2 separate regions of the Homo sapiens genome follow, and region 1 is linked to region 2. A link is a contact called in ENCODE Hi-C data. All regions are on one chromosome and are shown on one strand. Each heading gives the region's core, a stretch centred on a gene start or an enhancer-like site at or near the end of the contact. The rest is flanking DNA. Distances are from core to core; before and after follow the strand shown. Region 1 has its middle 87 kb from the start of NGF. Region 2 has its middle 39 kb from the start of LINC01765.

Evidence for each region. Hi-C counts contacts between places; a loop is a spot of excess contacts on that map. Pooled maps may share reads with other maps.
Region 1: a map of ascending aorta shows a loop between it and region 2 (5-fold over the local background). The contact joins two enhancer-like sites. A Hi-C loop is called at or near these places in 3 of 168 maps with a recorded cell type or tissue (PC-9, aorta and ascending aorta) and 6 of 50 pooled maps.

The regions. Positions count from the first base shown.
Region 1 is chr1:115,421,676-115,427,894 of GRCh38, forward strand. No RefSeq gene overlaps it. Among named protein-coding and RNA genes, the nearest start is that of NGF, 87 kb to the left of the region's middle. Within about 2 kb of position 4,721, at least 11 of the 41 ENCODE cell types and tissues checked have a DNase peak (open chromatin) inside an H3K27ac peak, as active enhancers do; they include ascending aorta, where a contact is called at or near this core.
Region 2 is chr1:115,135,450-115,141,637 of GRCh38, forward strand. No RefSeq gene overlaps it. Among named protein-coding and RNA genes, the nearest start is that of LINC01765, 39 kb to the left of the region's middle. Within about 2 kb of position 3,647, at least 2 of the 41 ENCODE cell types and tissues checked have a DNase peak (open chromatin) inside an H3K27ac peak, as active enhancers do; they include ascending aorta, where a contact is called at or near this core.

The sequences.
Region 1 (6,219 bases), core at 3,471-5,970, 290 kb after region 2:
CTTATATTTTATTCTTTTTAAAAATGGTTTTAGCTATCCCAGTTCCTTTGAATTTCAAAATAAATTTTAGAGTAATATTCTGCATATCTACAAAAATTCTGGCAGAGAATTTGATATAAATTATATTAAACGTGTATATCAATTTTGGAAAACTGACATCTTTACTAAGTTGCGTCATTCAATTCATGAACACTGTATGTCTCTCCACTTATTTAAATCTTCTTTGCTTTCTTTCATCAGTGTTTTGTAGTTTTTAGCACACAAGTCCTGTACATGTTTTGTCAGACTTACACCTAAGTACTCCATTTTCTTGAGTGGTTGTACATGATAATGTATTTTTAATTCCATTATCTACATGTTCACTGCTAGTATACAGAAATACAGTTAATTTTTTAATGTTTATCTTGTAACTCATGACCTTGCTGATCACATTTACTGGCTCTAGGAGGTTCGCTTTGCTGATTCCCTAAGATTTTCCGCATAGATAATCATGTCATCTGCAAGAGGGACAGTTTTCTTTCTTTTTTCTGATCTGCATGTCTTTTATTTCTTTTTGTTGCCTATTGCACCGGCTAGAACTTCCAGCAATACGTTGCATAAAAGCGATGAGAGAGGACAACCATGCCTTGCTCTGGATCATAGAGGGCAAACATTCATTCTTTCTTCATTAAGATTAATGTTAACTATGGATTTTTTGTAAGTGCTCCTTATCAAAGTAAAGAAGTTCCTCTCTATTCATAGTTTTCTCAGAGTTTTTATCATTAATAAGTGTTGAGTATTGCTGAATGTTTTTTCTCTATCAATTAAGATGCTCATGCGATTTTTCTTTGTTAGCTTATTAAGGTGAATCATGTTGATAGAGTTTCAGATAATGAACCAGCCTTGAATCCCTTAGACAAAACTTACTTGGTCATGGAGTATAATTTTGTCTATATATTGCTAAATTCTATTTGCTAACATTTTTAAAAGTTTTAGAGGTTAAAGATTTTTGCCTCTAAAATTCATGTGGTATATTGATCTGTTTTTTTGCACTGTCAATTGTCAATGTCTGATTTTAGTATCCTATTAATACTAACTTTATAAAACACATTAAGAAGTATTTCCTCCTCTTCTGTTTTCTAGAAGCCATTTTGTAAAAGTGATTTGATCCCTTTTTAAACAGTTGGTAGAATTCTCTGGTAAAACCATCTGGGTCTGCAGATTCTTTTTTTGTAAAATTTCAAATTATGAGTTCGATTTCCTTAGTAGTTATATATTTAATGTTGAGTGAGTTCTGGTGGTTTGTGCTTTTTGAGGAATTGGTCCATTTCACCTCAGTCATGAGATTTACATCTGTAGAGATAGAATCGTTTGTGATACTCCTTTATCATCCTGTGTGCAAGGTCTATAGTGATGCCCCCTGTTTTTCCTAATATTAGAAGTCTGTGTCTTCTATTTTTCTTTGTCAGTCCTGCTAGAGGTTTGCCAATTTTATTCCTCTCTTCAAAGAACTAGGTCTTTGTTTTGTTGACTACCTCTATTGTTTTTCTGTTTTCAGTTTCATTAATATCTGTTATCTTTATTATTTCCTTCCTTCACTTCACCTTCTTTGGGTTGTTTTGCTTTTCTTTTTCCAGATTATTGATACGGGAACTTAAACTATTTAGCTGAGGCTTTTCCTCTTTTTAAATGTAGTAGGTGGAGATGAAAATGCCAGCTCCCTAGTTAGCCCTCTCAGGCGCCACCCCAACAGCAGGTGGGGGAAGCTGGGGCACCTCATTACATCCCAGAGAGGGTGGAAGCCTAGGCTCGCCACTTGATCTTTGCTGGTGTTTTTGGGGTTGAGAATCAGTTTTTCCTCTGCTATTTGACTGGAGCAGAGCAGTTTCTGTCTATAAGCTTTATTGTAGCTTTCTAGGTTGCTCTTTTCCCAGTACTTTGGCTAGAGAGAGCAGGCTTTTGTTGGGTTTTTTTATGTCTGCACCATTGGTGTTCCCCTGTTGCTGGCTTCTCCAGCACCCAGTCTGGGATATGTGAGGCAGAAAGCAAGCCTAGGCAACTCAACTCTGTGTCATTTTTTGGATCATGAGGTCCCTAGTCTGTCTCCCTTTTCTCTCACCCTTTTAGGGTCTTTTTTGTTGTTGTTTTACGCATAATATCCAGGGTTTTTAGTTGGACCAAGCAAGAGGAATGGAGGAAAATACATTTATTCTCTTCCCAGAATCAGAAGTCTGAGTCCAAAATTGTAATGTGACCAGCTTATTGAAGAGGTTGAATCAGAAAGCAAACTTTACATTCCTTTCATTGCTACCCATCAAATAGACCGTCAGATCCCCCTGCCCTGGATGATGTCATTAGCAGATCGTTGTGCTTTTCAGATCAGTTTCATGTGTGAACGTTCTTAATTTTCAGGGATTAAATCCAAACTAAACCAAAACTTCAACTTATCCACTTCAAACGATTATTTTTTCTTTCTGCCCCATCAGGCTTGATCTCAGTTTGGCAACCTGCATAGAGGAGGACTTCACTTTCCTTTCTGTTTTTTTCTGTCTCCCCTCTAGCTCTCTGTCTATCGCTTCTTTTCCCTCCATGGTTGGGATCAAAAGAGGGGAAAATTAAAGGAAAAGAGCAAAGTGTTTTGTTATGGGCTGGAGCTGCTGGAATTAGATGTGAGTGCACTCTGCCTGGAAGGTGCCCAGATGGTGCCTCTCGTTCTCAATTGCAGGTCCTTCTGAGTCCGTGCTCTGGTGGGGACCACAGATACTGCAATCTTTTTTCTGACATGGGCCATGCAGTCTCTGGCTGGCAAACTCTGTCTCCTGGCAAGCCACTGCCTGCACCAAGTGGTTTGTGCTGGGGTTAATTTGCCCCAGCTGGGCAGACATATAGGAAGGATCCTCTCAAGACAATTCAAGACCAATCATCTTCTGCAGTATCTGTGCTAGCCCCAGGAGAAAGCAACCTTGCTCAGTCACTGTTGAAAGAGTAGCTTGCCCAACTTCAGTGCCTTGTTCACTTTTGACTCTAGTAAACGGCACTAGTGGCCTTCTCTCTTTTAGAATTTTCTGGAGGCAATTCAGGCACTGGTGTATTTGCTCTACAAATTCCAAGGGACTCTTCCATCCTGCTCTGCTGTGGCCTTCCAGCAGCACCAGGGCAACAGAATCTCTGTATTGGCTTGAAGAAGGGGCAAGAAAGCACTTTCCCTGAAACCCCATGAGAAGGGAAAAGAAAACTCAGGACACTGTTAAGTCACTTCAAGGAAATCTTTACTCCTCAGCATCCTTGATCAAGCTCTAGCCTTCTTTTATGTATAGGCTAGAGGTGGGACAAGAACCATAGAACTATGGTAGAACCACCTCTTAGCAATATGGATGGCCTGGAAGTTTCTTTAGAAAGTGGAGTTGTCACCTTGGGCGCTCAGGTGTAACTCAGAAAACACAGGTAAAGTCCCATTTAAAATTCTGTCACAGTAAGAATGAAACATCACACTCCAAAACATGCCCGAGTCTATGGCATAGTGGTTTTGAGACACATGTCTGTCTCCCAAATCACATTTATCTTCATGTGTAGTTTGAGTTTTAGGTTGACCCACAGCCCACCCAGTGGCTAAGTCATGGCCTCATTGTAACACATCTTCATGTGCCCTGTGGAGAAGTGCATTTAGCATGGGCTAAATGCAACTGGACAGAGGAAGCAGGACATTAAAGGGAAAGCCATGAGACAGGACAACTGGAAAGTGACTGCACAATTCACAGAAAAGTGAATTGGTGAGAGCCTTCTTCAGCCACAGAAGTTGTGTAAGTCTGTGGGGCAAAAAGATAGAGCCTCACATAGCATTGGGTTCTACAGCCTAAAGCCTTTGTCCCATGCCTACAGCCGTCTTCCTAGGAGTGCCCATGACAAGCCCATGTTCCTGTGTGTATTGTTTCAGCCCTGCTAGTTTTCTTGCTACACATTTCACGGCATCATCCTCAAAATAAAGAATGAGGAATTTGCTTAACATTCCATGTTCTATCGTGGCTGTTCACCACGCCGGTTACTAGAGTCTCCATAAGTGATGCACAGGGATCACCAGGTTTTAACAAGTCTGAATAAATAAAACACATGCAGCCCTAAGATTATAGGGTGTTCACTTGTGTCTTAGGGTCTTGTAGTGTTGAAGGATCATTATTGTGAACACCAATTGCTCTTGGATTGGTAGCTGCAAGGAAGGTCAGCTAATAAATTGTCCAATTAAGAGAATAAACTTTTAAGGAAGCCGAGGACCCCGAGAAATGAGGTGGTTTGCCTAACATCAAGCACTGGGTGTGCAAACCTACAGCTGACGTGACAGCTTCTGGGTTCCCATTCCTTTGCTCTTCCCTCTAGCCAAGGAAAAATAACCACTAACACTGAGGAGACAGCCTCTGAGGTTTAGCTCATGACTGACATGTGGGTCAAGTGTGGGAAACTGAATAGACTCCAACACCATAGCCTGACATTGCTATTCACCCCCTCTACTAAGAACAAACTTCCATCTAGTACGTGACATCTGAAAGGAGGTATCTCACGTTGCCTGCTTGGGTGGCAATTCATTTGGGAATCTCTCGGGGAAAGCACAGAGCAGAGCTGATTTATGGCACCACCACAAGGTATCACCACAAGCATCAGGACCAAGTAGAGGAAGCACCATAGCCCAGCCCGGAGGCCAGCATTCCAGCCTGTGAACAAATCCTGTGGATTGGAATGCTGCTGCTAACCCAATGTGCAGGGACTGCTGGCCCATGTGGAAGCCTCTGACAACAGTTTCCTGTGAGAGACCTGGGCTCTGGGGAGGCCACTTCCTGCTGTGTCACGGTGATGTGACCACGAGGGTGGGAACTGAGCCCAGGAAAACTTCCTTCTGGACAAGGTCGACCCTGGCTTACGCTGAGTGCTTTTCCCTGAGATATCAGGGCTTCTGTCACCCTGTTCAGACCAGCCCCTCTGGCCACTGCCCTGCCAGGATCTATCTTATGGCACTCTTGGGACTCTAGGGCTAAGAACTGACCAGATTTAGAAATTTTGATGACTCAGGTACATGGGAATTTGAAGGTCTCTCAAGCTATCAACAAAGCAAACAAATAAAAAAAAAAACACAAAATTTCTCTTAGAAGACAAAAATGTCAATGGGATTTTTTAGGCAGTAAAATCATGTTGATTTTTCCTCTTTTTATTTTGCTGTATTTTCCAAGCTTTATATTACTTTTATGCTGGAAAAATAAACTTTATTAAGAAAAAAATGCTCACAATAACACCTAATTGATTCAATTTAATTATCCAAGGGACGCCAATAAATATTATCAGAAAAGCTTTATAACTTAGCCGGCCAGGAGGTTGACTACTGGGTGGGACCTTTTATTTCTCTGGGCCATGTTCCTCAGATATTGCCTGTTCACCAAGCCTTTAGTTGTTACCATGTCACAAAACCCCTACGTTTCCTAACAAAGAAATTTTTGCATAGCTTTCTCATCATCACACAAGATGGAAGACAGCCCACCCATGTGATCGTATAAGAAAATCACATGACTTGCATCTGTTCAGAAGGAGCAATGACATAAAGATAGTAGCTGTTTCTTGTGCTTGGCTTCAGTCGCTCTACATAGATCTTTAACCTTTACAACAAGGATTAAGGGGAGGTGATCTAAGGTAAGGGTAATCTACCTTAATTCTTATTGTAAGGATTAAGCTGCTGGGCTTGGATCTTGGCTTGATTATTTTTAAACTCTGCTATTCAGGTAGCTACTTAATTCCTTTAGTCTCAGTTTCATCATCTATAAAATGATGAAAATAGTACTACCTATCTAATACAGTTTTATGAGGATTAAATGAGGAACTCAGGTAAAACACATAGCATGGTACCTGGCTTAAAGTAAGAACTCCATCTCTGGTAATTATCATTATTTTTAAATATATAGTATGGCAGAGTGGGAGAGTAAAATTAAATGTATATAATATGGTCTCTGCCCTGGTGGAATTTATTTGAATTATAAATAGATAAGGCTCTGGCTAACAAGTGCCTACATCCCTAAGTTTTCAGACCAACCCACAGTTGAATGTTCTCTTCCTGCTTAGCTCCTGTGATTGGGATCTTTGAGGGGAGAGTGTTGGAGGACATCACTGGCCAGTCAGGTGGAGGACATCTGATGTCTACCCATGACTGCATACACTACAAATCATGAGGCCCACAAGGTGTGTCAGCTCAGATCGTGGGGTCAT
Region 2 (6,188 bases), core at 2,397-4,896:
AGAGGCTTGTGTTTGTGTCTGGGGGTGTGTTACTTTCTTTGCTTCCCCAGACCCTGGATCCATATTCAGGAGTCCCTGCTCTGACACTTTGTGCTATGTGAACTTCGACAAGCCACGAACGTCCCCACACTTCTATTTCCTCACCTGTAAAATGGGAATGATGACATCTGATGATAAGCAACCATGGCCAACTTATCTAACAGAAATGAAGGTCCAATGCCAATATTGGAGAATGCTTTGTAAATTCCGAATTGTAGTGTTCAGTGAGAAATTGATAACATTTTCTTCTTGTAAGGACTGTACTTCATAGATTTTTAATGGCTGTCTCACATCGCAACCCCAAGATAACACACTGCTGAGCAAATAGGAGGAGCTCAATAAATAATTGTAGAATGTGATCATCGTTGTTCTCATCTTTACAAATTCCTTATTAATGCCGTTTTGTTGCTGCCAGATAACTCATTGTCTTCCCATGCTGACATTATATAAGTCTGGGACACACATGAACATGGGAAGACATCAGAAAGTTACATAACTGACCAGTAGAGAATAAACATCAGTTACACATAAAGGTTAAGTGCATTTTAGAGGTTAGAAAAAGTGATGAGTGAATAATTGCGATAGGAAAGTGGTTTGTGGGAACAGCTATAAGATATAGATTGAGGTAGGTGGGATTGGGGAAGCTGCTTTTATCTAATTAAGAAGACCTTCAAGAGGAAGTGGATTTTCAGGAGCAGGTAGACGAGAGGGCAGAATGGGCTTGGTGAAGAGGTGGCCAGAGAACATTCCAGACACATGAGTATCCTCCGAAGGCTGTGGGGCAAGATACCTTCAGGGTGGTTTGCCCCTCTTGACAGTTGGAATGGCTAGAGGGGTGTGTGTGTATGTGTGTATAGACATAGGGAAGCGGAGGGCAAGGGACAGATAAGAAGGGTGGGAAAGAGGTAAGGGAGACCTGCTGGGGGTGATGAAGACAATGTAAGACTGATAACCTTCAGGTGTGAGATGTTTTGGAGGAGCCCTGTTGAGATTTCTTTACACTGTATCCAATAAAGTTGTCCTCAGCTTCTTTGTTTGGATTCGGCACTTGGAAATGGGGCTAGTTTAAAATCAGAGGGAGGGATAAAGCTAAGAATGTGGGCAGGGTAAAGAAACCAGGTCCCCAAATCCATATAACAACTTACAGACCTTATGCCATTTTAGTTAAACTTGGCCTAGCACCTTTGGGTTTGAAGGTTTATCATTAAATAGCTTTTATTTACTTGCTTCTCATTGTGTAAAACTGTTAAAACCCCCAGGTTCCTATTTGTTCTAGGCCCCAGAAGTGAATAATTGATCATTAGGCATTGTAACATTGGTCTGGGGCTTCTGAATGTGCACATCCACTCAAAGTGAGACAGAGGATGGGCCTTCCCCCTGTCCAAGCCAAACAGCTCAGTGTCACATCCTGGCTTCACCTATTTCCATGGATCCTGCAACCCAGACATGATCTCATCAGGGCCACTCCCTAGAAGGAAGTGGGGAAGCACAGGACTATTCTGTCTCATTTTCCAAATAGAGAAACTGAGGCACTGAGCAATGAGAGAAGCTTAGTAAGGATGAGATAATGAGCTAGCTGCAGGGCTGAGAACAAACTGGGCTTTGGCTCAGAGTGGCTACCATTCAGTACAATGTGTGTGTGTGTGTGTGTGTGTGTGTGTGTCTGTGTGTGTGCCTGCGAGCACACCTGTACATTCCCTCTCATCCTAAATCTTCCAAAGGGACATCCTGAAGATGACACAGTTTAAAAAGGGACCCCATTTTGCAAGACAGAATGTGTGACAATGAGCTAGTTATAGAACCTCTGTAAGTCCAGTGTCCTCACCTGTAAATAGGGAATAATGGTATCCATCTTTACAGTATTGTTGTAATGAGTCATTAAGGTTAGTAAGGAATCTAAATATCAGGATCCAATTTCTGATCCCCAGCAAACATATGAGCCACCGGATCACAGTGCCCACTTGGTGGAGTTTATGTACTGACCTGACACCATTCTTGGTTACCTGGTTCAGTGGTGGAAGCCATGACCTGGTCAGCCTAGAGACCAGCTAATCTAATGTGCATCTGTATTCTATTAAATTTACTTTCCTAAGTATGTTATTTCAGTGGGGGAGGAAGCTTTGAGTGCCTACTATGTGCTGGGCAATTTTCTAGGTGCTCTATGTAAATGATCCTATTGAATCCTTCTCATAGTCTTGTGACAGGTATTACCAAAGCAAGGATTTGCATCCCCTAAGAAATAGTTACCTGAGTGTCCTGAACACAGAGCGGTAGAGTGAAACAAAACTGACATTTTAAGAATCCAAATTGAAGAGATCACAAAGCTGAATGCCGGCAAGACCAAACTCCCTCTCTCATGCCCACTGACTCTTCAACTCATTACAAGACATTGTCTTGGTAGCCATTTCATGAAGTTGGTCACACCCTTCTTCTTGCAGCTCCCTCTTTTCTGGCTTCAGCTCTTTTCTTGTTCTCTTTCCACCTCAATCTCCGTAGTCTCCACGGGGCTGCTGTTTCTCTGACTGCCTCTTAAGCATTAGCTTTCCCTTAGGGTTTGTCCTCAGCTCTTTTCTCTCTTCATGTTGAGTGCTTACCTTGAGAGAGCTTTTCCCTTCCAATGCCATAGGTCACTGCCAACTCCCAGATCAGTTCCCAGTGCTTCAGACTAAACAGTCAATTACCAGTTACCTCCCAGAATTTCCTCTTGGTGTCCCTGGCAGGCACATCCAATTCTGCATGTTCAGAATTGAACTCACCATCTCTCTTCTTAACCTGCTCCTTCTCCTTTACTCCTGGCTTGACGAATGACATCACCATCAAGCTAGCCTCCCAAGCTGGAGCTGAGAGTTAGTCGAGTCCCCTCTCCACTAACAGTGGAGACCCCTCTATTTCCTTTATCCTCCACACCCAATCTGCACCAAGTCCTGCTGACCTTCTTTCCTTCGCATCTGTTCCCCTTTGCGGTTCCCTCATCTTGATCCTAATTTTGGCCCTCGTTTTTAAACTTGGCATCTGTTTTGCTTCCCTGCAGTTCAGCTGCTGCTCCCTTTACCAGAGTGATCCTTTTATAAATCTGCAAAATTGATTGATGCCTCTGTGGCTTCCTGTCATCTTTATAATGAAGGCCAAGCTCTCCATGATCTCCCCCTATCCGCCCCTCTCCAGCTTCCTTTCTGGCCATGACCCCCACCTTCTCTTTCTCCAGGTGGGGACAGAACATCTCCAATTTGTGCTAATGCCCATCCCCCACTTGTCTGTCCAGCAAACATCTCCTCAGCATGAGGGTCTGCTCTCTTGGGAAGACCTTCCTGGCCCATCCACCCCTTCTGCCTTTGCAAGCCTGCATCCTTGGCACCCACGCCTCCCCGACTCGTCCTACCCCCTCAGTCTGGCCATAAACTTCTTGGGAGTGGTGATCATGCCTACTCACATGTTCCCCTGGTGTTTATCATAGTGTTAGCACATAGTGGGAATTCAACCAATGCTTGTTGACCAAATGACTGAAGCAGGGTAACGGAAAATTCAAGTCCATGCTGATCTATTAATACCTGGACCTGAGGGGTGGTGAGCGCTCGTTCCCCCCGCTAGAGGGCACTCTGGTCGTGTGCTTCACTGGAGGCCGCGAGCAGTGTGGCTCCACTTGGGAGCCTTGTGAAACCAGTTACGCTCCCGTTGCTGGCAGCTTGAGCCAAGCAGCACAGACGCACTTACGGCTCAGGCCAGTCTCCTTACCAGGCGCCATCATTCTCTTCACATGGACCCTTTGTTTCTCTCATTGCCTTCCCCTCACCTCACCTCACCTCATGCTCCCCCTGGAGGTACACAACCTTCACCTATGGCACATTCAGAACTTTCCCTACTTCCTTTAGCGGTAGCCAATAATATCTGAAATAACTTCAGCTAAGACCCTAATTAATGCCCATTCCTGAGGGTGTCTTCCTCCTGTTGGGTTAGTTGCGACTTACCAATTGCTTTTAATGCCTTTGAGTGACATGGGACAGTGATGTGTCCTGGTGGTGGGGATATTTTTGATGGGAAGGATGGGGTTTCCCTAGAGCCCCTCAAGCCACCCCACACAGTGGCCTTCCTAGGAGTGCTCGGCCCCGCCTGTCGTGCCAAGGGCCCGCGTCCATCGGCGTTCCACTCACAACATGCCTACCTATGGGAGTGTGGTGGGCCCTCGGGAAGTTAGTGTCCAGTTTTGAACAGAGTTGTACTTTTTATTTTTATTTTTTAAGAAAATGTGGTAAAAGTAATGCATTATTCAGCTTCATTCATAAAGCTTCTTTTTCATGGAGTTCCACAGTCTTATGTGTTGTGAAACCACACTTGAATTATTGTGGATAATTACTATTATCCACAATAATTGTGCATCTCTTTTTAAATACTGTGGGAATTACTCAAGGGTGATATCAAAAGGAATGGCACATCGGAGTGCTGGGGCTCTGGGAGCTGTGCCATTGGAGGGTCAGTTGAAGAAATGGGGATGGTGTAGACTGGAGAAGAAAAGACGTTAGAGAAGTATGACAGCTTCCTGACATGCAGATGCTTCTATTTCCATCAACATGTTATAAAGAATTAAAAAAATAAGTGTTGTCAATATTCAAGAAGCTCCTGGGATCCCTTTTGTAGAGCAGAATCTGGGGAGTGGGGTAAGACAGGAAACAACAGAAAATTAAAAAGCAAGAGAGGCTGAGAGTATCCACCATCATTAGTTGTGCAGGATGGGGGTGGGGGCCTCGTGGAGAAAGGCTGCAGCCTGCTTGCGGGCTTGGTTGGGAATAGTCAGAAGAGGGAGAGTTTTGGGAGCCTCTACACCGAGTAGGAGATCCAAAGAGAAATATGAGGAAAAAGGATTGTAAGAGGATGATTGTTTTTTAGTAATTTTTGAGAACTCCCAGCATGTTTTGAATTGCATTTTCACCTACTCTAGGTTGTTAGACTCTTATTTGAATGAGATTTTATTGAGACAGGAATACATGGAATGCTGGGATTACCTCGGTTAAATGAGGAAGCATTTTTCTAATAACCAGTCAAGAGCAGGCCAGGCTTCCTCACCAGGATGAGTTGAGACCTACTGAGTTTGGATGAGCACCTGTAAGGAATGTAGGGGTGTTCTGCCCTGGGTGGAAGGCTGTGATGGCTTCTAGGATCCCTTTCAATTCTGAGGTTCTATGACTTCATGAAAACAAGACATTGCTGGACAAGTTTGAGTGGCCCACCTTCCTACCTGCCTATCCCACAGTCTGAAGTGGCATTTATGAAAAGCTGGGAACACAGAAGGAGACAATGGGTCTCCAGCCTACGGTGAACAGTTCTTTTCTGGCAGCTAATTTAGCTCTAGAAGTTTCCAGTTCCCACCAAAACATTGAGAGATCATCCTGTAGTTTGGGGCACACAATCAGAACAGTTAAATAAAAATGCAAGTGGTTAGTTTTACATCTGCTGGGGACATTCCATGGCCAGCTACATAGAAGTCTAGGCATTCTATGTCTCCAGCCCTAGGAGCTGGGGATACAAGTGTCACTGAGACATAGCTCTTATTCTTGAGGCATTCATCATCTGTGGAAGAGAGAGCCATGGAAACCAGTGATTACAATCCAGTGTCCCAGCATAGATAGAAATATGCATAAGGAGGGGGACATGGGAGGGGAGGACAGCTTTGCTGCAGAGGCTGTTCTTGAGCAAGTTTGAAAGAGTAAATGTGGTCTACCAATGAGGCTTACCAAGAGCAAGGCTATGGAAAAGGCATTCCAGGCAGACAAAGCACCATGGGCTTAGGAGCAGATATGTGAGGCCAAATAATGTATTAGGGGAGTTGAGGCCAGGGAGGGGTGGTCTGGCTGGATCCTGAAGGTCTAGTTATGAAGTTGTATGACATGAGACTGCAGAGCTGTGAAGGGCTTTGTCTTCCATGCTAAGGAGTGTCAGCTTTATCCTACAGAGGTTTTGGATTCCTGAAGCATTTTAATCCTACCCCTTTGTGGCGAGCAAATAGAGGATGGATTGGAGGGGTGTGAATGAGTGTGTACACATGTAAACGCACATTTATGGTTGTGCATGGTCCAGATAAGGGCTCAGGGGCATGGGGAAACTTCCCAAGCAGAGAGCTTCACAATCTGTTTCTAAACCAAGCTTCTATCCCCAAA